Linked DNA regions of Mus musculus: all the other regions are linked to region 1. Evidence: chromatin contacts called from ENCODE Hi-C or POLR2A ChIA-PET data. All regions are on one chromosome and are shown on one strand. The core of a region is the stretch at or near the end of the contact, and the rest is flanking DNA. Distances in the headings are between cores, read along the strand shown. Region 1 holds the start of Adam8 (a disintegrin and metallopeptidase domain 8). Region 2 holds the start of Utf1 (undifferentiated embryonic cell transcription factor 1). Region 3 holds the start of Msx3 (msh homeobox 3).

Evidence for each region. Hi-C counts contacts between places; a loop is a spot of excess contacts on that map. ChIA-PET counts read pairs that join two places held with the same protein, here RNA polymerase II (POLR2A).
Region 2: a map of T-helper 17 cell shows a loop between it and region 1 (2.1-fold over the local background). The contact joins the promoter of Utf1 here to the promoter of Adam8 in region 1. A Hi-C loop is called at or near these places in 2 of 37 maps with a recorded cell type or tissue (T-helper 17 cell and regulatory T cell). POLR2A ChIA-PET finds 5 or more read pairs at or near these places in 4 of 5 experiments (Patski and embryonic stem cell).
Region 3: a loop to region 1 is called in a map of mouse trophoblast stem cell, with 3 times the contacts of the local background. The contact joins the promoter of Msx3 here to the promoter of Adam8 in region 1. A Hi-C loop is called at or near these places in 5 of 37 maps with a recorded cell type or tissue (T-helper 17 cell, gastrocnemius and mouse trophoblast stem cell). POLR2A ChIA-PET finds 5 or more read pairs at or near these places in 1 of 5 experiments (embryonic stem cell).

Annotation. Positions count from the first base shown.
Region 1 is chr7:139,991,088-139,995,206 of GRCm38, forward strand. It overlaps Adam8 (a disintegrin and metallopeptidase domain 8), which reads right to left and starts at 1,475. Exons shown (of 24, transcript NM_001291066.2): 1 at 1,345-1,475; 2 at 259-359. The coding sequence starts at 1,384.
Region 2 is chr7:139,941,275-139,945,204 of GRCm38, forward strand. Utf1 (undifferentiated embryonic cell transcription factor 1) reads left to right here and starts at 2,582. Exons shown (of 2, transcript NM_009482.2): 1 at 2,582-3,155; 2 at 3,253-3,838. The coding sequence starts at 2,600. The coding sequence ends at 3,716. Kndc1 (kinase non-catalytic C-lobe domain (KIND) containing 1) reads left to right here. Exons shown (of 31, transcript NM_177261.4): 31 at 1-266.
Region 3 is chr7:140,047,476-140,051,815 of GRCm38, forward strand. Msx3 (msh homeobox 3) reads right to left here and starts at 1,613. Exons shown (of 2, transcript NM_010836.3): 1 at 1,311-1,613; 2 at 1-665. The coding sequence starts at 1,524. The coding sequence ends at 265.

The DNA.
Region 1 (4,119 bases), core at 225-2,724:
GCCTCTCCAGGCTGGGCCAATGGTCTCAAAAGGAGCAAGGAAGTGAGTGGGCTCTAGTGCTACCTTGGGGGCCCTAGGACCCTGTTTTCTGGGGGCGGGGCAGCAGAAGGCAGGAGGAAGTGGTAAACACAGGAGGACCATCGCCATGCCCAGAAGCACAGACAGGTTGAAGTTCTGGAGCTGCGCAGGGCAGCCTCCAGAGACTGCCGGTCCTTTTAAAGACACAGGTTGTGTGGCCAGGCTAATGGGTAGACTTACCCAGTGGGAGGGCAGGGCTCTGCGGGAGCGGGATGCAGCTAGGCGCCGAGGCCAAACCACTTCATACTGTTTCACATGGGGCAAAGGAGGTCCAGGGGCTACTGCTTCAGGAGAAAGGGGGGTCAGAGGTCCAGCAGTGTCTAGCCAGAGTTAGCTCTTTTATCTGGGTATTCACCACAAGGCTCAGTGCCAGCAATGGGATCTGACCCCATGGCCCAGATAAGAGCTTTGTGCCTAAACCACCAGCTCCATCACACCAGAGTCAAGCTGTCTGAGCCCAGCACACCTGGGCACAGTGCCCCCAGAAGAACCTCATCCACTCACCCCACCCTTCCCCAGTGCCTGTTTGAACCTACACAGGCAGAACACATGTAGGCCCTATGGTCTGCCTGCCAGACATCTAGAGTTGACCTTAGCTACATGATCGTAGCTAACTGATGAACACACACCCTCCCTCAGGCTTTTCTCTCCCACCGGAAAACTTCCTGCTCAACAACTGATGGGGGACTGGTTTAGAGAGCACCTATCTGTAGGCAGGTCCAGTTTTAGAGACCACCTGCTGATCTCTTGCATAGGCAAGGGGCACAGCCACTTAACCCCAGGGTTGAGAGGTAAGAGAAGAGACCACTCCAGCCAGGGTCCTCCCAGGACAGGAAAACCAAGCCTCCCAGTGGGAGGCAGGATCCCATGCTGCTAGAGAACTGGGACCATCGTGCCTCTAGCTTCTGTCCCCGCCTAGCTAGAGTTATGCATCCCCCAGGATCCCAAAGGTGAACCTTGCTGCCTGGGACTCCTACAGCAGCAAGGGAAGCTGTCCTGTAAGTGCCACGCCTAGTGATGTCACTACTGTTCCTGTAACTAGCTCAATGAAAAAAGAAAAATCCCAGGAAACAATTTCTCTCACATTTCACTTTTGAAAAAAAAAAAAAATCTCAATTCTGACTTTTTCTGTTCCTACCTACTTTCTCCATACCCAGGGACCAGACCAACTCCAGGGAGGCAAGGTGAGCTGATCATGGTACATGGCCACTAGGCACACCACCAAGCAATGAATAGGCTCCTTGAAATCAAGTAGTCATCACTCACCTGGTGTCCATAAGACGCTGAGCAGCCAGAGGCCAAGCATGATGGGATCTGGAGCACACTAACCCTAGAGGTTCCACAAAGTACTCTCTTCATCACTGGCCTGGTACTTCTTTCTGAGTGCCCTTCCCACTGATCGGAACTGGCCAATCACTGGACCGCGGGGCGGAGCAAGGCGGGGCAAGAAGTACACACCTCTATACCAACACCCAGTTGGCAGCAACCAGCCTCCAGGGCAGTCTGGAGTTACAGAGGCCCCTCCGAAGTAACTTCTAGGTAGCTCCTATTGATCTCCCATGATTTTGGACAAAATTCATGGGAGATGGAGATGGTAAACAGACCAATTTGAGCAACTCTGCAGTTCTACAAGCTCCCAGTCCTGGTGGGGAGATTGTGGGATTGCCTCCCATGGCAGAGCTTTGGGAGTGCTAACTGGGTGGAGTCTAGCTGGAGGAAGATGACTTTTGGAGGGGAAGTGACTTATGAGCCTGAAATTTCAGAAGGGGACCCTTTGACTTTCTGGGCACTTGAAAGATGCAGACAGGGGCAAGAAAGGCAGTGTGGGCCCAGGACCAACTTGTGGGAGCTGACATTCCCAAAGCTCCTGCCCGGCTCCACGAGGCTTCTGAGGCCTCACTGGAGAGGCATATGCAGGGAGGAACCTGACTGATCCTTTTTTTTTTTTTTAAGATTTATTTATTTATTATATGTAAGTACACTGTTGCTGTCTTCAGACACTCCAGAAGACAGCATCAGATCTCATTACAGATGGTTGTGAGCCACCATGTGGTTGCTGGGATTTGAACTTGGGACCTTCGGAAGAGCAGTCGGCGTGCTTAACCACTGAGCCATCTCGCCAGCCCCCTGACTGATCCTTTGAGGTCCTACCTAACCTGTTAGGGGGTCCCGAGGCACCAGGCTCCTTTCCTGGATTCTGTCTTTCATGTCCTCAGGGTAGAGCTGACTCAGAGCCAGAGCTCTCAGCACCCCTACCATGGCCTGGCTTCCAGCTTCTCCAGGTGGGTCTGTTACTGTGGGAACCCAGGGCACTTGGGAATGTAGTCACGCCTGTTTATTATTTGTGGCACTGTTCGCTATACATCCTTGTGGGCACAGCTGTGGTCAGACCTCACAGACTTTACAGTTCTACCCCACAAGGGATAAGTAACCCAAGAGGAAAGGGAGACACCCAAACTACCAACAGAGCCTGACAGCTCGACCATAATGGGAAACTACAGGGTTGGGTTGGAGTCTTAGATCGTACCTAAGAATTTAAGCTGGGGCACACATGCTACTGTCACTCTTCTACCCTTGTGGATAAGGTCAGAAATGTAGCAATGGCTTAGGAATCTCAGCAGCAACCCGCTGCCTGAGGCATCAGCACAGTGTTCACTGCGAGGCTGTAATAGGTAGGCAGCAGCCAGAGCTCTCGGGTAAGGCTGACTTCCACATACACAGGATCTTAAATACTCTTACACTGCAAGTTAGGTGACAGCGAAAGTTCAAGGAAATGTGTTCTTAGTCAAATCAAAGGCAAAATCAAAACCTGTTGCCAGTAGCAACCATTGTCTTGTAAGTCCAACTGCCCATAGTGAAGATGGAGGAACAGTGTATAATCAAAAATTGGGACCAAGTAGGGCGAATTTTGTCTCACACTGGCAGAAATACATTGGAAATGATGGGTACACACTCCATCAGGAAAGACAGACTCAACTTACTCCTAACTTCACCCAGCAGGTATTTTTGAGGGTTTGGAGCTGCACCCCACACAAACCTGGGAGCTGCAGGTCATCGTCCAGGGACATGGCTTTCTGGGCTCCTGGAGACAGGCAGGTAAGCTCCTCTGCTCGGTGTAGCATTCATTCTAACAATGCTGGGTTGTCAGATAGATGTTTACTAAGGCAAGCCTGGACATGCTGCAGACCAGAAGAAACTGTGTGGTTGAAGAACCAAGCACCCCAGGAAAGGGGCTGGGGGCTCTACTTAGCGAGCCAGTCCTGACCAGGCACCCACCATATACATCTACATAGAGCCAATAGCCAAGGGCTGCCTCTACTTGTCATTCCTCCAAACACTTCCTCACTCCCCAGACCCTCCTAGGGCAGGTGTTTAAAACTGGATTCTGTAAAGGACACGTGTATTTATATAGTTTAGCTAGACTAGACCACCCTGGAGCAAGGGTGTATCATGTCAAGGGTAGACATATTGCCCACTCCAGGACTGAAGCAGAAAGCCACTCTGACAAGGTAGCTACAACAAAGCTTGTTAGCCACTTTGCTAAGTAATTTCCAAAAAGCAAGGCCAGTTATCAAACAAAGGGCAGCCAGACCCCAGTTCTGGCAAGAACAGCTTTTGGCTTGAAGCCTAGCCTGTCTTCAAGGATATTCCTCAGAGGGTAAACCTTAAGGGTTCTTGGTGAAGCTCTAGGGAATACATTGGTTGAGTGAGGGTATTTTCAGTTAGGAACAATGCTGCCCCCTAGTGGTGCACACAAAGGCAACCTCTAAATAGGTACAGTTCCCACCCCCAGGCTCTACATGGCTTTTTCCAATTATATTGCTCCTCGCACAAATACTTTGTCTTTGAGGCAAAAAGGATCCCCCACGCCCCCACATGTACCACAAACACACGCACACTCTCACTAGGTTTTAAAGGCAAACAGTTAAGTCACACACACACAGGACTTTAAAGTCAAACAGTTATGTCTGGGGAGACCTTCCTGTGGTTCAGGCAGCTTGCATGTTTATTCTTGTTGTTGAGTTCAGTACATACTGTGTG
Region 2 (3,930 bases), core at 1,332-3,831, 49 kb before region 1:
ACTGGATGTAAGCGGGACTGAGAGTCCTGGCCATGCATATGCAACTTACTGTTTTGGGACTTTTCTATAAGGATTATGTTCTGTTGATCAACGCCTACATTTTCAGATTTTGTATCTAGTGCAGGAGGTGTCCAGCGCAAACCAGCATTCCAATGGTGCTGACTTAATGCGTGGGGAAAGTGAACAGGCTTTTGGCTTCAGCACTGTTTGCATGGCGCCCTGATGTCACAAGGTACAGATTTCTAAATAAAGTAATTTCTACCAAGCTACTGTCCTACGGTCCATTTTGTAGATTTCAAAAGCAAAACCCACGCTGAGCCTAACGTCTTTCTTGGCTGAGCAAGGGAACCTCACCTAGGATCTCCAGGTGCTTCAATGGGAAATAAGCTCAGCCTAGTACTGAAAGCCAAACTTCCAGGTCATACCCCATTCTGCATGACATTCACTCTCCTTATCACAGGGACCAGGTCTGGCACCCTCACCTCTAATGCATCTGTCCTCTCCAAAACCAAGACTCTGATGACCACAGCTCATTTCCCTATAGCACCAACTGTGGAGGGGTGAGGAGACGGTTGCCCTACTGTAATCTGTCCACCCCAACCAGTTTCTACTGATTGGCCTGCAGACAAGACAGAGCTGGCCAGTTCCCTTGGCCACCCATTGGGACCTCTCCTGAGCCTCCAGTGTCTCGAAGATATGAAGGAGGTGGGGAGTGGATTACATCTCTGTGTACTCATTCCAGACACAGGAAAGATAGTGACAATAGAGTTACCTGCCTGGTGATAATAAAGAGTTAAAAATGGCGGGGGGCAACCAGTGGCCCAAAAGGCTCAGTGAACCTTACATCTCAGGTCCCGGCCTTGTGCTGAGCCTGGAGCTTAGTCCTGAGCACTGTACCTGAGGGAAGCCTCCAGCACAGATGGAGTTTAACTACCCTAAGACCACTAGACTGAAAGTAAGCTCGAGATGACCACACGGTGTGTTGAATGGACAAAAAGGTCCCACCATCGCCAGCTGCCTGTCCCCAGAGCCACCAGATCCCATCACATGGGGGGCTTGAACCAGGTGATAAACACCTTGAAAACAACAGGCTGTAACTCAGAATACTGTCCCCAGGAAGCTAGGCTTGGAATGGCAAGTAGAGATGACCTGGCCTACCCCAGTCATGAGGAACACAGCCAGTGGTCCTTGGTCTTTGTTCAAGCCCCTAGTCACAAATCACTAAAGAAACAGCCGCTAATCTTTGCGCTACATTGTTGTCTTCGGTCCCACAGCAGGAGACCACCACAGTCCCAGAAGCAAGATGGCAGACTGGTACTCCTTTTGACTTCACTGATCTCTGTAAAACTAGGGCTACTAGGGACTTACTTGCCATCTTTTTAGGATGTTCCTTTTTCTTGTCTTGACTACATTGGCCAAGAATTCTACACTCAGACGAACTTTGAATATCGTTTTCTTAGTCTTAATCTTGAGGGGAAGAGTTGATACTTTGTCACCCTTTGTTAATAGATAGAAAGATTCCTTTTTGTAGTGTGTGTGAACTAAGATTCCAATTTAGCAGCCGCTGATCGCTATCAAATCTAGCACCCAAATGGCCTCCCTAGCTAGATGAGTCAACTAGATACAACATGTATCCATCCATCTTCCAAAGCCCCCAGCCAGAGCAGAATGGAGAGGATGGGTCTACAATTTGCATAGATAAACAACACATTCTGGTGCACTAGCCATACAAGGTGCCAGAGTTTTGTGTTTCTGGAGCTTTTCACAGGCTGTTTATGAGTAGTAACTAATGGGCGAAGCACAAATATAAAAACAAAAACAAACGAGCTGACTCCTCCCATCTGCCCTCTTCACTCGATCTTATTACATTGTACCTTGATTAAATGCTTTTTAAAAATGATTTATTTGGGCCTGGAAAGATGGCTCAGCAGGTAAGAGAGTGCTCTCACCGAAGGTCCTGAGTTCAAATCCCAGCAACCACATGGTGGCTCACAACCACCCGTAATGAGATTTGACGCCCTCTTCTGGTGTGTTTGAAGTCAGCTACAGTGTACTTAGGTATAATAACAAATAAGCCTTATTTTAAAAAGATGTATGTATGTATGTATGTATGTACTTAATATGAGTACATCGCTGTCTTTTGACACACCAGAAGAGGGCATCAGATCCTATTACAGATGGTTGTGAAACACCAGGTGGTTGCTGGGAATTGAACTTAGGACCTCTGGAAGAGCAGTCAGTGCTCTTAACCACTGAGCCATCTCTCTAGCCCTAAATGGTTTTTTGGGTTTTTTTTTTTAGTAAAAAAATTTTTACACGTTCTGTTTTGTGTAGCAGGGCAAAAAAACTCCGTTCTCAGGTCCTGGGTCCCTAAGGAAAGGACTAGAAAGGGGATGGGCTAGAATAAGCAAGGCACAGGCCAAGAGGAACTAGGTAGGCGAGGGGGCGGGGCGGCTAGACGATGGGAGGGTCGCAACGACCAGGTTCAGACGCAGAGGGCGGTGCGGGGTCCTTAGAGCGTGTGTGGGCGGCTCTGGAGGAGCCCTCCTCTCTGGTGAGGCCACGCCTTGGAGTGCACGCACCTCTACCTGGCTCAGGGATGCTGCTTCGTCCCCGGAGGTTGCCCGCTTTTTCTCCGCCGTCGCCAGCTAGCCCCGACGCTGAGCTGCGGTCGGCCGGGGATGTCCCGGTGACTACGTCTGATGCCTTCGCTACTTCGGGCGGGATGGCTGAACCCGGCTCGCCCAAGGCTCCCGTGTCCCCGGACTCGGCGCAGCGCACGCCCTGGAGTGCCCGAGAGACGGAGCTACTTCTGGGCACGCTGCTGCAGCCGGCCATGTGGCGCTCACTACTGCTGGACCGCAGGCAGACTCTGCCTACTTACCGCCGCGTGTCCGCCGCACTGGCCCGTCAGCAAGTTCGGCGCACGCCCGCTCAGTGCCGCCGTCGCTACAAGTTCCTCAAGGACAAACTCCGAGACTCCCAGGGCCAGCCGTCCGGACCCTTCGATAACCAGATCCGCCAACTCATGGGGCTATTGGGGGACGATGGGCCGCCGAGGGTTCGCCGCCGCTCTACTGGCCCTGGACGTCCCCAGCGCCGCGGCCGCTCGTCCCTCTCCGCGTTAGCACCCGCACCTGCACCGGTGGAGCAAGGTAGGAGCAGCCATGTGGGCAAGAAGGGTCTGGGTCTCCTGGGGAGGGGCGGAGCCCTGAGTTGGGATTCCGTACGTTCCGCGCGTTTCTCTCGTAGAGGCCGAGCTGCCGCTGGCTGCGGAAAATGACGAACCTGCCCCTGCGCTCAGATTCAGTTCTTCCACGACGAAGTCTGCAGGTGCCCACCGCATTACCAGCTCTCCTCCTCTTACGAGCACCGACACTCTGCCTCCTGAGCCGGGCCATACCTTCGAATCCTCCCCGACGCCAACCCCCGACCACGACGTGGAGACCCCGAATGAGCCTCCTGGCCTTTCCCAGGGCCGTGCTTCTTCCCCGCAGGTTGCTCCCCAGTCGTTGAATACCGCGTTGCTGCAGACCTTGACGCACTTGGGCGACATCTCAACAGTTCTGGGCCCTCTGCGCGACCAGCTGTCGACCCTGAACCAGCACGTGGAGCATCTACGAGGTTCCTTCGACCAAACCGTTTCTCTGGCGGTGGGGTTCATTCTGGGCAGTGCAGCCTCCGAGCGGGGCATCCTTGGGGACTTGCGCCAATAAAGCTTTGTTATCAGTCCTCTTCTCCAGAAACGACTCCCAGTCTACCCCGACCCCTGTTACTGTCCCCATCCCCATCTCAAACCTAGGTTCTTACCAAAATAAAGATTGTGTTTTCTACTTAATCCTGTGAATGAATTCGGACTCCAGGTCGCGGTAAGAATGGAACCCTAAGGGTAGAGGCTAAAAGACACAGCCCCTCGCCCCACAGTTGTGC
Region 3 (4,340 bases), core at 363-2,862, 57 kb after region 1:
GCTTTTGTCTGTTTCAAGGACTATATGACGGTGTGTTTTCTTTCAGAAAAACAGATTGATGTGGGCAAGGTTTTAGGAAGGTTTAAAGTATTTGTAAGATGTCTATAAATAGGCTCCAGTCATCAAGTATAACACCGTATAAACAGGAGGAGGGGGGGGGGGAAGACTAAAATGAAAAGTCAAAAGTTACCAGGAGCATCAGCGGCAGGCAGAACTGTGCGCAACCCTGAGCCTAACCAAGAGGTTAGGGCTTGATTCCATGATCTAAGACAAGTAGTACATGCCATAGGCCGCGACAGGCCCGGCGAGGATCCCAGGAACCGCGTTGCCGCCGAAAGTGGCCGCGGAGCTGTGCAGCTGGGTGCCCAGCGGGAAGGGCAGGGCAAACGCCGCCGGCAGTAGTGGCTTCGCTGCCAGCTTCAGCTTCTCCAGCTCAGCTTCCTGCAGCCGCTTGGCTTTGGCTCGGCGGTTCTGAAACCAGATCTTGACCTGAGTCTCAGTGAGGCTCAAGCTGCTGGAGAACTCGGCGCGCTCCGCAATGGATAAGTATTGCTTCTGGTGAAACTTGCGCTCAAGCGCCAGCAGCTGCGCGGTGGTGAATGGCGTCCGTGGTTTGCGATTGGTTTTGTGTTTGCGGAGGGTGCAGGGTGGAGGGCTCGGGGCACCTGAAAGGAAAGAGAAGCGCAGGGCGAGCGCTCAAACTCTGGCTGCACACCCCTATTTCGACCGACCTTCTTCCACCCTTACAAAGGAAGGTTGGTGCTCCGTGGCTCCGTGAGTGCTCCGCTCAGCGGTCCCCAAAGCCACGTGGATAAGCAAACCAAGGAGGCAGGGGAGTGGAGGAGGCGCCCTAGACTTAGGTCTGCTCTCCCAACCCGTGATCTTGCACCCCAACTAAACTGGGGACTAACTATTTGGAAAAAGAGCTAAACTGGGCCTGGAGGCTGTCCAATAACCGAAGACGAGTAGCGGTCAGGTCTCCAAACAGACCAGTTAGCTGTCGGGGGCATACGCAAAGTGGGCAAGGGGTGCAGGAGCGTGAGCGACCCGGAGCGGAAAAGCATTAAGGGTATTTGTTGTGGGTTGCGGACCTCGACCAAGAAGAGACCTGGACCTGGCGGTTGGGCTGTGCACAATGTTGGGCGCCCACCGCCAGTTATCATTGCTCTTGGACTGAGCCGGTTAATGGCTAGTAATTACTAGCCACTAGTTCGGAGCAACAGTGCGCATACCCCCACCCACCTTGGACTTTCGAGCCTTGACAGCGCGGTCGCTTTTCAGGGCCTGAGACCGGGAGACTGAGCACTTACGTGGGGGACAAGAGTGCGCGACTGGAGGGGGCCAGGCTCCAGGCTTCGAGGCGCCGAGCGGCCTCTCCACCCCCAGCTCCCCAGACTCGGAGCCCGGTACGCGCTCAGCCTCCAGCAGAGACTCGACGCTGAAGGGGAGTGGTCCGTGCTCTGTGTGGCCCCCGCCGCGAGCTTCGAGCCCCGCCGCGTTCATGTCGAATGTCGCCCGGGCCATGCATGGGATGGCGGGTGCGGGGCTAGCCGCCCGGCTGGGACGCGTGGGACCCAGCGGCGGTTTATTTTGCTAGGACCTTGGGCTCTGTGGTTCTCGGGCCCCTCCGCACCCTATAAAAAGGTAGCACCGCTTTCATGCGCCGCTACCCAATGGTTGTTTCAGCCGATGTGCGGGTCTCAGTGCGGGTTGGATTCAGTGTTTCGGGGGCGGGACCGACAGAGAGGGGCGGGGCTTCTGCCTGGGAACTGAGTGCCCCGAGACCTGGGGTAGCATTGTCGTGCCCACGTCAGGATTTCGGGACTTACTGCCGTCTGTAGGAACGCTTATGAAGCTCCTCCAGCGGGAAAAGCTGAGGGGGCTGTCAGTCTTGGGTAAAGAGATGGTTGGCCTCAGCCTTCTGGAGTGGAGGAATGGACTGCGCGCGAGCGCTCATAGTGGAGCTACGTCCAGGCATCAGTTCTTTGCTGGCACAGTGAGCCTCCGCGCTTAGGCAGAGCGCAGCTATGGGCTCGTGCCTACTACAGTGCTGTTTAATGAGGCTGATCGGCTGTTCTTGCTGCGTTCCTGGCTCGCACGTGTTTTAGTCTGCACCGTGGGGTTCTAATGGGACCAACACGTCTCCTCTACTGATCTCTTGAGGTCGAGTTGTGGCATCTTTAGTTTCGCTTTGGTCTCTCTTTGAGCTCTTGGAGTCTCCAAACATTTTCTGGGCCACTAGCAACTTCGAGGGCTGAACTTGCGTCCCAGTTTGGGCCAGGAATGGGCTAGAAAGACGCGTCCTGGGTCCCAAGCGCAGAGGCCAAGGGAAGATGGTGGAGACAGATCTCTTAGAGGAAGTTAGCATACTAGCCCGTCATGCAGGCACCTCAGGCTGCTCAAACAACTGGATGCTGGGCGCATCGTTGTCTTCTGGTGTCCTGTATTTGCCTGGCGGCCGATGCAAATTCCTGAAAGGCCGCCGGAGAGTATCTCTGTTGATGCAGTCTTTCCTTGACCAGGCAAGCAGTGTGGGAACCTCTTGAAGGCGCTTTAAAAAACAAAACAAAACAAAACAACCCGCCAGCTAAGGATTCTAAGGAAGGGTGGATCTGAGGCCAGATAGAGTCCCTAGCTCCTGGTAATACTTTCCCCCAAATCTCACTGTTCCTTTGGTTTTAAAACAAAACAAAACAAAACAAAACACACACACACTCACACACACACACACACACATCACCAAACAAACAAAAATGTTCTTCTATGTTGCAAAGCAAACTGTGGCGGTAGCGCCATAAAAAGAAACCAGGGCTTTGATTTTAGAATACATTGGGAGGTTGATTTAGGAAATAAAGTCTGATTAATATCCTAGAGCACAAAATCAGCAACCTACATCTCTCTATAAATTTGTTTTAGACAGCCAAAAGTACTTCAATGGAGTACAGCTTTGGGGTTCAGTCTGATTGTTGAGCTCAGTCAGAGAAATTAATTAAAAAGTTTTTCTTCGTGTAAAGTTTGAAGCTGCTCAAAGGGGCTAGCAGAAGATTCCTGGCTGGCTAGACCTAGCGTCTGTTTAATTCGTGCTATAATTCCAGACTGACGACTGCTGCTGTCTTGGAAGGCAGCTATACTCACCATTATGCTACCAACACTTGCCTGCTGCTTTTTTAATGTAACAAAGATGTTCTGAGTTGACTGCTGATAATTGCATCATCAAAACACTGGCAGGAATGCACAAAGAAGATAAACAAACAAAAGGAATAAAGGACAACTTGCCTGTGTGTGAGCAATGTCCCCCAAAGTAGCCTCTGATGGGAGGAAGCAAGAGTCTGTACTTAGGTCTGGCCCAGGGAAAGGGACAGGGTTGTGGGCCAGGAGCAGGTCCAATGGGCAGGGTCCTTCCTGTGAAGCAGTGTAAAGTCTGATCTTAAATTCTCACCCTCCCCCACTTCCTAGAGGGATGCTGATGTCAGTTCTGAGCAGCTCTGCCCAGTGCAAGCCAGATTGGCTCCAGACTGGTAAAAGCACCACCTCAGAGGCAAGGGAGGCAAGAGAGAGGCAGAAAGAGAACCAGAATGGAAGCGGGAAGGAGGGAAGGAGAAGAGGGATCTCTTCCATGGACATGGAGACCTAGACCTCAGCACAACACGCAGTTCTCTCTCTCTCCTATCCCATACACAAGTGACCTGATTAGAAAAGAGCTTGGGCTACAGGGTAGGAGTGGTGGGATGTGAAGGAATCTTTTCTGCCAGCATAGTGGATGTTGGATGTTGGATGTTGGGTGTTGGATTTCAGTTCATGTGGGAACTGAAATCCCATTTACACAGGGAGGCATCATTGTCTCTGGCCCGTGGAAGGGATAGAGATGCCTGTAGGCACTTCACTTCCCAGCAAGTATGTTTTGTATGCACACATAAGCACTTATAATAGCCATATCCCAGCTGTGCCCAGGAGTGTTGGCAAGCCCTCTAGGCTCCCCTCTCCTCTCCTTGGTAAACACTCATCGTTTCAGGGTTGCAGTTTCCTTCCTGTGTTGGGGTTCCTCTGGATGCTGACTTTGGAGAGAAAGAAAGAAAGAAAGATCCATCCAGATAGCATGGATCTGAAGGGCTTTCTATTGAGGTGAGATTTCTGAGGAAGAGCTTGCTGTAGGGGATGTACAGCCACCTTTAGCACTTGACAGGATTACAGAATTATTCCTTCCTCGTGCCCTAGATAGAAATAACAACTTTATGCTGTGATTCAGCATACACACTAGGTCCACATCAGATGATCCAATCTGTATGATGGAAATGACACCACACCATTGAAGACTCAGCCCTCTTTGGACATCAGTGACT